Regions from separate parts of the Homo sapiens genome. Here region 1 is linked to region 2. Evidence: chromatin contacts called from ENCODE Hi-C or POLR2A ChIA-PET data. All regions are on one chromosome and are shown on one strand. The core of a region is the stretch at or near the end of the contact, and the rest is flanking DNA. Distances in the headings are between cores, read along the strand shown.

Evidence for each region. A loop is a pair of places that touch in the nucleus more often than their neighbours do. ChIA-PET counts read pairs that join two places held with the same protein, here RNA polymerase II (POLR2A). Pooled maps may share reads with other maps.
Region 1: a map of gastrocnemius medialis shows a loop between it and region 2 (5-fold over the local background). The contact joins the promoter of UBE2K here to the promoter of KLF3 in region 2. A Hi-C loop is called at or near these places in 1 of 168 maps with a recorded cell type or tissue (gastrocnemius medialis) and 7 of 50 pooled maps. POLR2A ChIA-PET finds 5 or more read pairs at or near these places in 1 of 52 experiments (WTC11).

Annotation. Positions count from the first base shown.
Region 1 is chr4:39,696,105-39,702,505 of GRCh38, reverse strand. UBE2K (ubiquitin conjugating enzyme E2 K) reads right to left here and starts at 4,370. Exons shown (of 7, transcript NM_005339.5): 1 at 4,116-4,370. The coding sequence starts at 4,178. RefSeq lists a silencer at 4,387-4,676 and an enhancer at 4,757-4,816.
Region 2 is chr4:38,662,310-38,668,921 of GRCh38, reverse strand. KLF3 (KLF transcription factor 3) reads right to left here and starts at 4,723. Exons shown (of 6, transcript NM_016531.6): 1 at 4,461-4,723. KLF3-AS1 (KLF3 antisense RNA 1) reads left to right here and starts at 4,029. Exons shown (of 16, transcript NR_171644.1): 1 at 4,029-4,128. RefSeq lists enhancers at 1,560-1,609, 799-1,648, 1,649-2,499, 6,534-6,612, silencers at 3,983-4,332, 4,393-4,992, 5,003-5,272, 5,303-5,822 and a promoter at 4,461-5,263.

The DNA of each region.
Region 1 (6,401 bases), core at 3,121-5,620, 1.0 Mb before region 2:
GAGGCGGGTGGATCACCTGAGGTCGGGAGTTCAAGACCAGCCTGACCAACATGGAGAAACCTCGCCTCTACTTAAAATACAAAATTAGCCAGCCATGGTGGTGCATGCCTATAATCCCAGCTACTCAGGAGGCCGAGGCAGGAGAATTGCTTGAATCCAGGAGGCGGAGGTTGGGGTGAGCCAAGATCGCGCCATTGCACTCCAGCCTGGGCAACAAAAGCAAAACTCCGTCTCAAAAAAAAAAAAAAAAAAAAAAAAAAAAAAAAAAAAAAAAGAAAAGAAAAGAAAAGAAAAGAAAATGTTACCAAAGTGCAATTACAACATGAAAAACCAACAGGTGCCATATAGCATAAGACCAACAAGAGAGTGCACTGATTTAAGGGTGTTTTATTTCATTAAGTTTCAAATTTTAAAATATTTGGTATATTGAAATTCAAGTAAATCTGGCTGGGTGTGGTGGCTCATGCCTGTAACCCCAGCACTTTGGGAGGTTGAGGCAGGCGGATCACTTGAAGTTAGGAGTTCAAGACCAGCCTGGCCAACATGGTGAAACGTCGTCTCTACTAAAAATACAAAAATTAGCTGGGCGTGGTGGCGGGCACCTGTAATCCCAGCTACTCAGGAGGCTAAGGCGGCAGAATCTCTAGAACCTGGGAGGCAGAGGTTGTGGTGAGCTGAGATCGCACCACTGCACTCCAGTCTGGGCGAGACAGCGAGATTCCTTCTTAAAAGAAAAAAAAAAAAACATGAAAGAAAGAAATTCAAGTACATCTTAAAGTTAATTATAGGTAACACTTATTTCAATGAGTTTAAACTAGCAAATTAAACTGTGTTTAAATCCTTTAACCAGTAATACAAACCAGGCTCGATTTTTTAAATTAATTAAAAGCATGCCTATCCTTAGCAAGTCATGACAGCGTGGGACAATATGAACACAAGCAGACCTAGATCCAAATCCCAGGCTCTGTGATTGCAGACAAATAATTTAACTTCTCTAAATCTCTATTTTCTCATCTAGGAAATAGGACATCTAAAGAACTGTGCTTAAGAATTAGCAATAACGTAAAAACAAATGATACTAAGAACAACTAGCCATTCTACAAATGGCAGCTAGTTATTAACAGCAGCAATAACTAATAGTAAATAATAAAACTTATGAATAAAACATTGATTATGGGTTTATATCCTCACAATTAATAATTTACTTATGTAATCCTACTCATAAAATAACTAATTATAAAATGTACTTTACATCAATATTCCATGCCTAACAACTTTGGAATATTATTTAAAACTACTTAAAATTCACACTCATATTTAAAAACAAACATCTAAAACAAAGAAAATAAATATTAATTAATAAAAAGAAACATCTGACAAATTTCCAAACACTGTCTTAAGGGAAAGAGGCCAAATGATGCCTTTAAGTAAATCACATTTGTATGACACAAAATTCAAAAAATATCTATACCCCAGACACCCAACTCTCTACACAGAAAGCAATCAATTTTACCAATTTCTCATGAAACCTTTTACCCATACAGGCAAATACACACATGCCCTTCTTTTTGACACAAATGGCCTCTTCCACACTATTCTGCACCTTGCTTTTTCACATTTATCTTGTTGGCTGTATTTTAACACACTCTAAGAACGGCCACTTATAATCTCTCATAACCAGAATCCAGTAAGCGTCAGCTATCTTTACAAAGGCTCTTATAAGGCCACCCCAAAAAGTCCTTAAATCAACCAGTGTTCTTAGTAAACACAAGCATACAAACACATGAAATAAACTTCGGTAAAGTGCTGATTTACCAAAAAAGTGACATGATGAAACATTTATTTGATCAGCCATTCAAAAGACTGTATTTACACCCTTAAAAAGGAAACACATGGACTATACTACAAGTCTTCAATGAGTTGAAAATAACAATACACTTATAGAACTGGGGCTACTAAAATATCAAAAAATACTGGTGAAAATAAGCTATTTATTGGTTATATTTATTCCAAGATTAAATGATGTGACCCTTTCCTAAATGTTCTTTCCAACTTATTTTCCCAGAAGTTTCCTTCCATATTTATACAGGTACTGTTCTAAACAAAACAAAACAAAACAAACAAACAACAAAAACAACAAAAAACCTGTCTGTTTGCATTTCCTGTTTTCTTCTTCTGAAACACTTTTGATGCTTATCTGAAGTAAGGCTTCAACATCCCTTACGTATAAAGAGCAGTGTTTTTTTAATATGCATTACTAGAGAGCAATACAAGTATTTCTGGTAATCTTCAACTTAGTACTAAGAATACCACGGTGAAAAGTCAGCTCATAAAAAGCAAAGAGACCACATTAATTACCAGAGCAGTAACTTACTGTTTCTGTTACCGTAAGTAACAGAAAATAAAGCATTAAAAGTCTATTAAGTTTCAGGCTTGTACAACCTTATTAAACAAGAAATGTTTTCAGTTGTTGGCAACAACAACTGCTTTCATTAGGAGTATATATGTCAACTAACCTGGAATACATTTTCATATTAAATAAGTTAAAATTGCTGTTTCATTGTATCAGTACAGACACTTATGACTCTATTTCTGCATTGTACCACAAAATACAAAGTCATCCTTCCATTCAGAGTTTTGGCATATGAACAAACATAGAGGTCAGAGTTCATACACATGCTCTGTAAAACCGACCATGACTTATATACTACTTTCAATAAGTCTGTTGTCATTTTTGAATTTTAAATAATTTTTTCTCCATGTATACTCATCACATACTTAGAATGCTGAATTTCACAAATTATTATTGACACTATTAAAGTACTAACTGTAAAAGAAAAACACAAATAGCAATGATATATTCAATAATGGTATGTGAATCTTGAAAATAATCATTTTCTGTATTACTTTTTGTTTAATTCATGTGGGGAAGACAATCTGGCATTCTTGTTGATCTTGGTATGAGAAACTGTACTAATACTTGCATAATTTTGAGTCAAATTACTAGAGCACTGTGAATATCTTACATAAATAAACGTAGTACAAATGTATCTAAATTCTGCAGGACTTAAGAGCAACGGGAGGCAACTTTTTTGAAAATCTGTTAAGTCGTGATAAATCTCAATAAGGAGATGAAACAATGTATTAATCTGGTGAAATTTCACATTTTTAATAGGTCTGCTTTTCAAAAGTAAGAATCAAGTTAACTATGAGGGACATCATAATGAAGTTTCGTGGCACAACACGAGTCACAGAGGCACTGTCTTAAGACAGTCTCTCTGATCTGTAACTTGTAAACAATATTTTGAAATAAGCTACTCATACATTCCATTATTTGTTTCCTAACTAAAAATATTTACATGTCTTTAATACACCAAACACCTTGCCTTTGCCCACTCAAAAGATTGAGATGTCAATAAAGATGAGGCCTAGGAATTTGGGGGTTAAGTGGAAAAGAGATAATTATCTTATTTGGAATTAACTTGCTAACTCAGGTGAAAATTCCCTTACCCCTGCCACCAAATAAGACAGTATTCTATTATGTCTCCCTTTGACTCCTAACACCCAACTAAGAAGGACTAACTCTGAATGTCCTTCCTTTTTAATCAATACCTAAGGACTCACTGCTCCTTCCCCAAGAAAAGAACAGTGAAGGCCTGACAGGCAATAACCCCGAATACCCTCAAAAGTGTGGGCCTTCGAGCAGCACTGCTCTTGGGATCCAGTTACCACCTTTCCCCTTCCCCCAACCCACTTCCCGGGTTTTCTCAGGCTCGGCCTGCTCCCTCCCCACCCCACAGCCACATTTCCAGCTGCGGCCACCGCCTCGGGTTCTCTTGTGAGCTTCCATCCCTCCGAGGAGTTGCCCCCTGTCCATCACCTCCCCAAACCATGTTCCACCCCAGACCACCCGCCCGCGAGACCGTCCATCCTAGCGCTCTGGGAGGGGAGGGGAAGGCGGCGGAAGGAGGAGGGGAACACTGCTGCTTCCTCACAGGCAGAAGGGCGGCCGCAAGGAGGACCACCCAGGGACTACCGGGGATATCGGGGTCGCAGCTGGGAGGACCCTCCCGCCCCAGGCAGAGGTGGGGGATATCCGGGAGTTCATTTCTGACCTCCTCGCTCTTCAGCACCTCCTTGAACTCCCGCTTGATTCGCTGCACCGCGATGTTGGCCATGTCTCCGCCCGCAGCTGATTCGTACCCGCCTCCTCCGCCACCGCTACGACCACCGCCACCGCCGCCACCTCTTCCTCCACCGCCTCCTCCCTCGGCGATTCAGACCTGAGCACACGAACACTGCCACTACCACCCCGGCCGCCGCGCTCGCCTCAGTGTGGAATCACCTCCGCGCCCGGCCACCAAAATGGCGCCGGGTCGGCGCATGCGCACGACGTTGACCCGGCCGGGCGGCGCAGCCGCTCCCGTTGGAGCCCCCATACGCCCGAGCCACGAGCTCGCGTCTCGGCTGGGGCTGCGGCCGCGTGGCTCCGCCCTGCCGGCGTCTGGGGCCGCGAGGGTGCGGCTTCCAAGCTGGCCGGCCCTAGCCGGCCCCCCCGGCCCTTCCCGGCGCCTCCGCTCCTGTTTAAACCCGGGTGCTGTGGTCTGGGCTTCCAGCGCTGGCCTCTGACCGAAGGTTCGGGCGCAACCGAACGGGTTTCCGACGCCGCACTCGGCTGGAACGCCGCCCTGACTCAGCTAGACCCGGAACCCGGAGGCTGAACGCCGTGTCTAGCGCAGGAAAACGCTCTCCCGGATCTCGGTCCGGCCCATTTTCAGTTGGTGTAGCCCCAGAAAATCTACTGCAGTCGTTTTTGTTCTGCAACATTTATAGTACCACGATTATTCCCATCATCTCAGGTAGCACAGATTATTGAATTAAGGCTGGTTATTGTTGGATCAGATTGGGTTTGAGACAGGTACTCGGTGGAGAGGCCTGAGGGTGGGTTTAGAAGCCAGATGTTGCTCTTTGACCTATTTAATACCGAGCTTGACACACACACACAATCTCTCTCTCTCTCTCTCTCTCTCTCTCACACACACACACACACACACACACACACACTCCTATGCCCATCCCTAGAGTGTAGGGTGGGCCTAAGACTGCGCTTCTAACAAGTCTCCCAGTTGCTGCTGCTGTTGGTGCTGGTTCCGGGACCACATTATGAGAACCACTGAACTGAATGAAGCATGTGAAAATTCACATATATTAAAGTGAAAATTGGAGAAATGGAAACAATTACAGTACCCTTCAGGGGACTCGGGGTGGGGGAGGGGGAGCCTTATTTCTGTAAACCTAGGCCTCAAAGGTGCCTGGTGATAGTAGGCACTCAATAAATATTGAATGAGTAAATGAGTACAGATAAGACTAAAACGTTTTTGCTGGCGCGGCGGATCGCTTGAGGTCAGGAGTCCGAGACCAGTCTGGCCAACATGGTGAAACCCCATCTCTACTAAAAATACAAAAATCAGCCAGGTGTGGTGGCAGGCACCTGTAATCCCAGCTATTCTGGAGGCTGAGGCAGGAACATCGCTTGAACCTGGGGGTCGGAGGTTGCAGTGAGCGAGATCGCGCCACTGCACTCCAGCCTGGGCCACAGTGCAAGATTCTGTCTCAAACAAAACAAAACAAAACAAAAAGTATAAAATATTTTAAGTGGAAAGTAAGTTTGAAAGTGGTTTCTGGGCCAGGTGCGGTGGCTCACGCCTGTAATCCCAGCACTTTGGGAGGCGGAGGCGGGCGGATCACGAGGTCAGGAGATCAAGACCATCCTGGCTAACACGGTGAAACCCCGTCTCTACTAAAAAAATATAAAAAAAATAGCTGGGCGTGGTGGCGGGCGCCTGTAGTCCCAGCTACTCGGGAGGCTGAGGCAGGAGAATGGCGTGAACCCGGGAGGCGGAGCTTGCAGCGAGCGAGATTGCGCCACTGCACTCCAGTCTGGGCAACGGAGCGAGACTCCGTCTCAAAAAAAAACAAAAAACAAACAAACAAAAGAAAGTGGTTTCTGGTCGGGCGCGGTGGCTCACGCCTGTAATCCCAGCACTTTGGAAGGCCGAGGGGGAGCAGATCACTTGAGCCCAGGAGTTTGAGACCAACCTGGGCCCTATGGTGAAATCCTGTCTCTAAAGATAATAATTTTTAAAAAAGAAAGTGGTTTCTAAGGTGCATAGTAATAATGGTTTGGTACTGAGAAGCATTTTGAATAGAACATTTTGGAATAAGTAATAAGGGTGTCATTTCAGAAGTTTATACTTCATGCACTTTCTTCACCTAGCCAATCAGTAAAATATCTATTATAAAAATATCACAAATACATGGTTTTACCAAAAGTAATTAAAATTGTGGTGGCAAACATGGAAATAGCCAATGGAGGCGAATCAGTGGGGGCACAAGGCAAA
Region 2 (6,612 bases), core at 3,474-5,973:
TGGTAATCATAGCAACTATAAGATAGGATAATTTTCCCCAACTATTCAGCTTAGCATTTAGAAGCTTGCAGAATTTTTTTCTGATAGAATATATTAGACCCTAATTATCTCTATTAACCACTTCATCTCCCTGCAAAAGAGAGAAGAAAGAATTTGGGGAAAGCCAAATAAAGACTCTGTTTACCAAACCTAGTTAGATTGTTAACAACTTTGGAACCAAAACAAACAAAAAAACCTGCTTCGATTGGAGTTACTTATGAATTTTAAGCTTAAAAGTCTCTTGTCCTACAGGTCAGCTAAGTATTTCCAGCTGCTTTTCCCAAAGGAGAAAGAAGTTATTGGGACTTCTAAAACTCCCAGCTTTTTTCATAGAAGGTTATCAGTAGCCAACTATTTGATACTAATAACTCTCTTAATATCATATTTTATATTTTCCATTTATACATAAAGAATGTGGTGGAATGTGACATTTAAAACGCACCATTATCATCAATTTTGGGGAGAAGAGAGCCTGATTTGCTGCTTCAGCAACTCTTTAAATTAATTCCACAGAGATGCTGTAGATGATTCCTTTTGATTAAAAAAAAAAAATCCCCAAGTAAGTTTACAAAAGCACTTTCCAAAACTTTTCTTTTTCAAGCAAATATTTCCTTAAATCTTAGTTTCTCAAGAACCAACAGAAAACTAATATTAAGGCAGGTCTTAAATAGTTATCCTAGAAATTCATTAACCCACAACTGATAGAATATTTTTAAAAAATGAAAAATATTATTGTAAAACAAAAATGAGAAGAGCATTCTTCTTGTTTTCAAAATAGAAGATTAAAATTTTCCAAACAATCTAGCATTAAATGAATTTGTTAATGCCAGTTCTCCTTTGAGCTTTTTAATTCTTAAAAACGGGTTGGAAATGAGGTGTAGAATATTGCACAGTGAAATCTTTGTCCTTAAAACATTATCCTGATATTTAAATCTTTGTCCTTAAAAAGAAATAATCCCGGGATTTTCTCAATGTCTTAGGCTTTGCTTCAATGATTTTTCTAAAGATTTCTCCTTCCAAACATAAGCAAGACTTAAACTAAAGCCAGGCTGCCAACATTGCTTAAATTCTCCATCCACGGAAGCCACCTGGAGCAGCCTGGGTTAAACGTGAACGAGGGTGGGCCACATCTTTCAGATAATGCTAGGTCTTCTAAACTGTAAGGTGTTAATCCTGATCCAAAATTGACAGCTTCAGGGCAAAATGCCTATCTTAAAACAAACGCCCTAACCACTTCAACACAAGAATTACAAACAAATACAAACAAAACTCCTTTAGGTTTCTTTGCCAGGATGGACCCACGTTTCCCCAAATCACAATCTAGCAATAAAAAATTTAAAAAGGTAAAAGCATTTATTCACCCAGACAAATGCAGTGGAGCAAAGGGTGTACGTAAAAAGGTTAACTGACTTCTCATTATGACATAACACAGGCGTCTTAAGCAATATCAAGTGTGTAGAGACATGATAACTCCATGGGTGGGGATACGGAGTTTAGGGGCAGGGACCTCAGCCTGGTCTGGGCTACTGATCTACCAGAAAACAGCCTGAAACAGGAAAGAGCACACATATGCCACTTGGAATGTATGACGCAAACCCCAGCCTTGAAACAAAGAACAGGAAACAGCTCTGCTGGCTGTGCTGGAGAGAAAGCACAGAGAAACATTTAGCCGGCCCTCCCTGACCCTATATTCATGAGCAGCTGGAGTTTTTTAAGACAACAACAGGGGGGTGGAGGTGTTTGTTCTACGGGTGTGAATAATAACACCAGCTTTATACAGGGGACCTGCCCTATTTACAAATAAGAGCTGCCACATACAGTAAACATCATAAGTGAAATGTGATTTTATCATATTCAAGCAGCAGAGACCTTCCTAATGAACACTAGCCTCCCTCCTGATTTCTTTTGTCCCTTTCTGCCCCATTCCAATGGCTAGTCCCTAGCTCAGATCAAATTCCGAGTTAGGGTAATGATTATGGTTCAGCCTCAGTGCATCAAGAGGAAAAAAGATAGAGCACTGCTGTTAGGAATTCAGATTACAATTGGGGTACCCCACAGAACCAAAATTGGAGCAACTGTAAGCCTCCTTTAGTCACAGAACTAAATTCCAAGACAGACTGTGGGACATCTACAGTAACCCAAAATTTTCACTGTCTTTTTCAAATGCAGTTATACACATCTTTGCAGAGCTGCTCATCTGTTCAACATATACACACGTTTATAGAAATTCGCCTTTTAAGAATGTGATTCTGTTCCTGACATTTATCTAAAAATTATTATGCAATCTGTACACCAGAGTACTAATTTCTAGAAGTCATTCTAAAATGTCTATTTTCCCTTTGGGTTATTTTTAAGATAGTAAAATCCATTCACAGTTCCTTTCCCATTATTTCTCTTTACTTTGTTAGCCAGGACTGTTTAACTCAAGCTTACGTTATCAGAGATTTAAGAATGTGGTGTGTGCAGACTAAGTACAGGTAAGGAAAAAAAAAAAGAAAAAAAAAGGAAAAAAAGAGCATCACTGTGCCCATAGCAACAAGAAGATTGGGTTTTAATTTAGAAACTTTGCAGTGAATAAAACAATAGCTTTCTGCAAAACTCTGTTGTCGTTTTGTACCTGACAAGGTTTTGTGGTCTAAGCAGTTACTTTTCTTTGTTATTCCCATGTTGAGATTTTTGTACTTGCATTCCCTTTCATGCAAGCTAAATGTTCTTTACAATGTATCATCATTGAACTTACCGATAGTACATTAGGTTTTTTTCTTCTAATAAATAGTTCTGCAGCAAAGCCCACTGACTGCAGAAATGAAGATACCAGTTTCTCTAGGGAGTTTAATTTAATCGAACATCTAATTTCAGGTTTCTATTAACAGCCTAAGGTCAACTAACATACCTCTTTTCAAACCAGAAGAAATCACTCGTGGACACTTTCCTTAAACACTATTACTAACTCCAAAAAATTTGTAGATATTAATGCTAGCAGATTGTTTTTTCCCCTAAAAGCAAGTCTTCTTCCCTAGGGTGAGGCAGATCATCCAGATGAATTTCTCTTATAAAAATGCTCCTCAAATTCGTACAGAAAAGGATAGCACAAAACTGCTGTGTGGAAAAACCTATAATGAACAACTGGCCTATTCCCCACTTGATTTTGCTGGCACATTTCAGGTACTTGTCAGAATACCACTTCATACTTTTTCCCATATACCAGACTCTTGTGAGAATATAATCAATATATTTAAAATGTCTTGGGTGATATTAATGGAAACATAAATTCTGAGTAAGAAATTCAGTGGTTAAGTGTAAAATGTTTATTTTAGTGAAATACAAGAAGGTGAGCAATTTCCAATTTCCGTTTAACTTGACTTATTAAAAATAAGTCTCATTCACATTCTTCTAGTATTATTGTATACTGCTATAAAATTTAAACCAGAAAAGTGCTTCTCCTTGTCAGTAGCTATCTGCCCAAAAAAATGAATATGACAATTCCAGATCTCATCTGCCATCTCTAAGAAAGCCACTTGGAAATGTTAGGTAGGTCCCATGGGTCCTGATCCAGGGATCTGTCCCTGGGTCCCCATCAGGCTCGGCTGCAGGCAGTTGCCTAAGGCGTCTTCCGCCTTCAGCCACGCTGCAATCCTTGCTCCAGGCACTGCGGCAGGTTCTCTCCATGCCCCCAGGAAGACTCTCCAAACCCGACCAGCTCATTTCTCCTGCCCCGGAGGATCCAGACGCCCTGGCAGCTCCTGGGCTCCAGAACCGAGAATGGGATGCTGCCTCCAATCCCAATTGCCCTAAGTTTCTTTCCAGAGGGCCGGGAGACTGCTCCAAGTTTGCTGTGGCGGGCGAGCGGCCGCGCGCCGTGTCCTGGGAGGGGGGCGGCGGGGGGCGCGGGCGGAGGGAGGGGAGGGGAAGGACGCGGGAGCCTGGGTTGTGGTGGTGGTGGGGGGGCACCGGGAGGGGGAGGAGCAGGAGCGCGCGGCCGCGGCGCTACCTTTCTCCAAACAACGTTGCCACACGCGGAGAGCACGGAGATTTCTGGGGCTTTGGAGGGAATCGTGAGCGGGCGGGAGGAGGCCGGGGACCACACAGGTGAGCCCCCGCCCGCGCCCTGCCCGGGACGGCGGCGGGCGCTGCCAGCCCCGCTCCCCCGCACCCGGGGTCCGCACGGTGCCTCGCCTCAACCCCTCACTTTTCACCGCGAACCCGTGACCCCCTCCTCCTTGCTTGCTCTCCGCCCCCACCCCGGCTAAGTGTAGCCGCCACACTTTCCCAAGCCCGCAGGCGCCCCCCCCAACACCAGCGCTGCACCCCCGACCCATTCCCCGCGGCCCCCTCCAGGAGAAAAAATGAAACCAGACTGGCCGAGGAGGGGGGCGGCAGGGACCAGGGTGCGGAGCAGAGGTGAGGGAGACGGGACTTACTTTGCGAGGCGCGGTGCAGGGCGCCGCCGACGAGAAATAAAGGCCCCGATACGGGCTGCCTGGAGCCCCCCGAGCGCAGCAATGTCAGGGCTCCAGTCCGGGCGGCGTTGGCGGCCGCAGGGGACGGGGACGGGCGCGCGTGCGGCGGGCGCTCTCGCTGCGCTCCGGCTCGGGCCCCGGCTCCGCGCGGCTCCGCTCCTGGCTCCCCTCTGGCTCCTGGCACCAACTCCGGGCAGTCACATGACGCCGGCGCCGCTCGCTCTGCGAGCCTCCCGGGGCTGGCGGGGTAAGTAGAGGCTGGGACCCGGGGTGGGAGGGTCAGGGAGGGGAGAGGGAGCCGCCGCGGCCGCCCGGGCTGGGCGGGTCCCCACCCACTTGGGTGGAGGCAGCCGCCGGAGGGGTCGGCCGAGTCACTCGCGCAAACACGCACCCCGCCCTGCGCCCTTCCCCCGCCACCCCCGCCTCCCGCGCCGCCTCCGCCCCGCCCCGCCCAGTCACCCGGGGACGGCCTGACAGACACTCATTATTCCCCGGAGCCGGGCGCCGCCCCGCCGGCCCAACCTGTCCCACGAGGCGCGGCGCGGCCGTGGGGCTGGGCGTGCGCGGCGCGGCCTCCGCCCCCCGCCCGCGTCCCCGCCCGCGTCCCCTCCCCGCGCCCTCCTCCCCGGAGTCCGCGCCCCGCCAGCCCTCCCGCCCGGCCCAGCCGCCGCGCCGCCGCCCGAGCCCGGGGGGAAGGAAGGGCGGCGCTGCCCGCTCCGGGCGTCACACGGCTGCGGCCCGCTGCGCTGCTTCCAAAACACACAGCCGGGCTCGCGGGCGAGCCGAGGCGGGGGGCGCGGGCTGCCAGGGCCATCGATCAGCCGGCTCCAGCGGGAAGGGCGGCCCCGGGCGCGGCGGGAAGGGCTGGGCCCCGCGGCCGGCGCGGCGCGGCGCGGCCCCTCCTCGGCTGAGCGCACTCAGCTCACTGCAAGAGAAAAGCCGAGCCGAGGCGGCCGCGGTGCAGGAGCGAGTGGGCCGGGCGGGTTCGGGAGGGGAAGAGCGGCCGCTGGGGCGCGCCGAGCCTCCCTGGCCCCGAGTCGCCGGGGTCAGGGGACACCCTGTAGGCGCGCTCTTTCTTTGTGCCCTGGGGCGACGGGTCCCCCTGGCCGGCGGCCCAGGCGGCGCCCCCCACCTCGTGGGACTTTTCTTTGAAGGCCCGGAGACCCCTGGGGCAAAACTCCCACGGGCCAGGCCTGCCGCTGGAGCTAAAAAGCGGCATTTGCGCAGTTGGGCTTGCCTGGAAACTTGGCAAACTTTGGTCGGATCCTCCCCTGCAGAGCGAGGGCCTGGCCTGGCGACCCCCTCATTTCAAGTCGCTTCTAGGGACCTAGCGCCCTAAGCTCAGTGGCCTTCAGGGTGCTGCGAGCGAGCGGGGCGGCACAAAAGCGCGTTCGGTCCAAGCCAGGCCCCTTCGAGGACTTTGTGTAGATTGGTACCTAAGTTTAATGCCTTTTGAGTTTCTTTTTAAACAGTATTAATGTAATAATTAATGTAATAAAAAGAACAAAGGACGAATTCGTTCGATTGTTTTAAGTTCTGTGTAATGTTTAAAACCGCCCCTGCTTCAGTGTATGGCTTATTATTGCTTCAAGATGTTTTAAAGGCCCTTTAAGTTGACCCATCTCGCTTTGATGCTTCATCCAGACATCGTGCTGCTTAAAACGGAGTGATAATAGTATATTTCGAGCCGCTTCATGTAGCTACACAGTATTGTAAAATTAGTACTCGGTAACCTCAAGTAGTGAAATCGCATATTTTAAATAACGCAAGTCCAGGAAAGGCCACGTGGAGGATACCCAGAACCGACGCCGGCTCATGGGACGTCGTGCTGTCCCATAAGCTTCATCTTTAAAATGTAAAGGGTGTGAGTTTTTTTTTTCTTCATAATGAATAAAAGACATTCCAGAAAAAAAAAGAGTTGGATTCGTGTCAATTACTAATTGCCATTTATTGATCACTGACATCATTAAATGGCTGATTGGCTGCCTTAAGGTTTGCATTAGCGGAACACCGTGCTAGGAATGGCTGGTGAAACTGGCTCATAGTAGGTGCTCAAAAAAGTACGTTTTTTTCTCCAGGGACACAGTGACGAGAACTTGAAGCACATAAACCA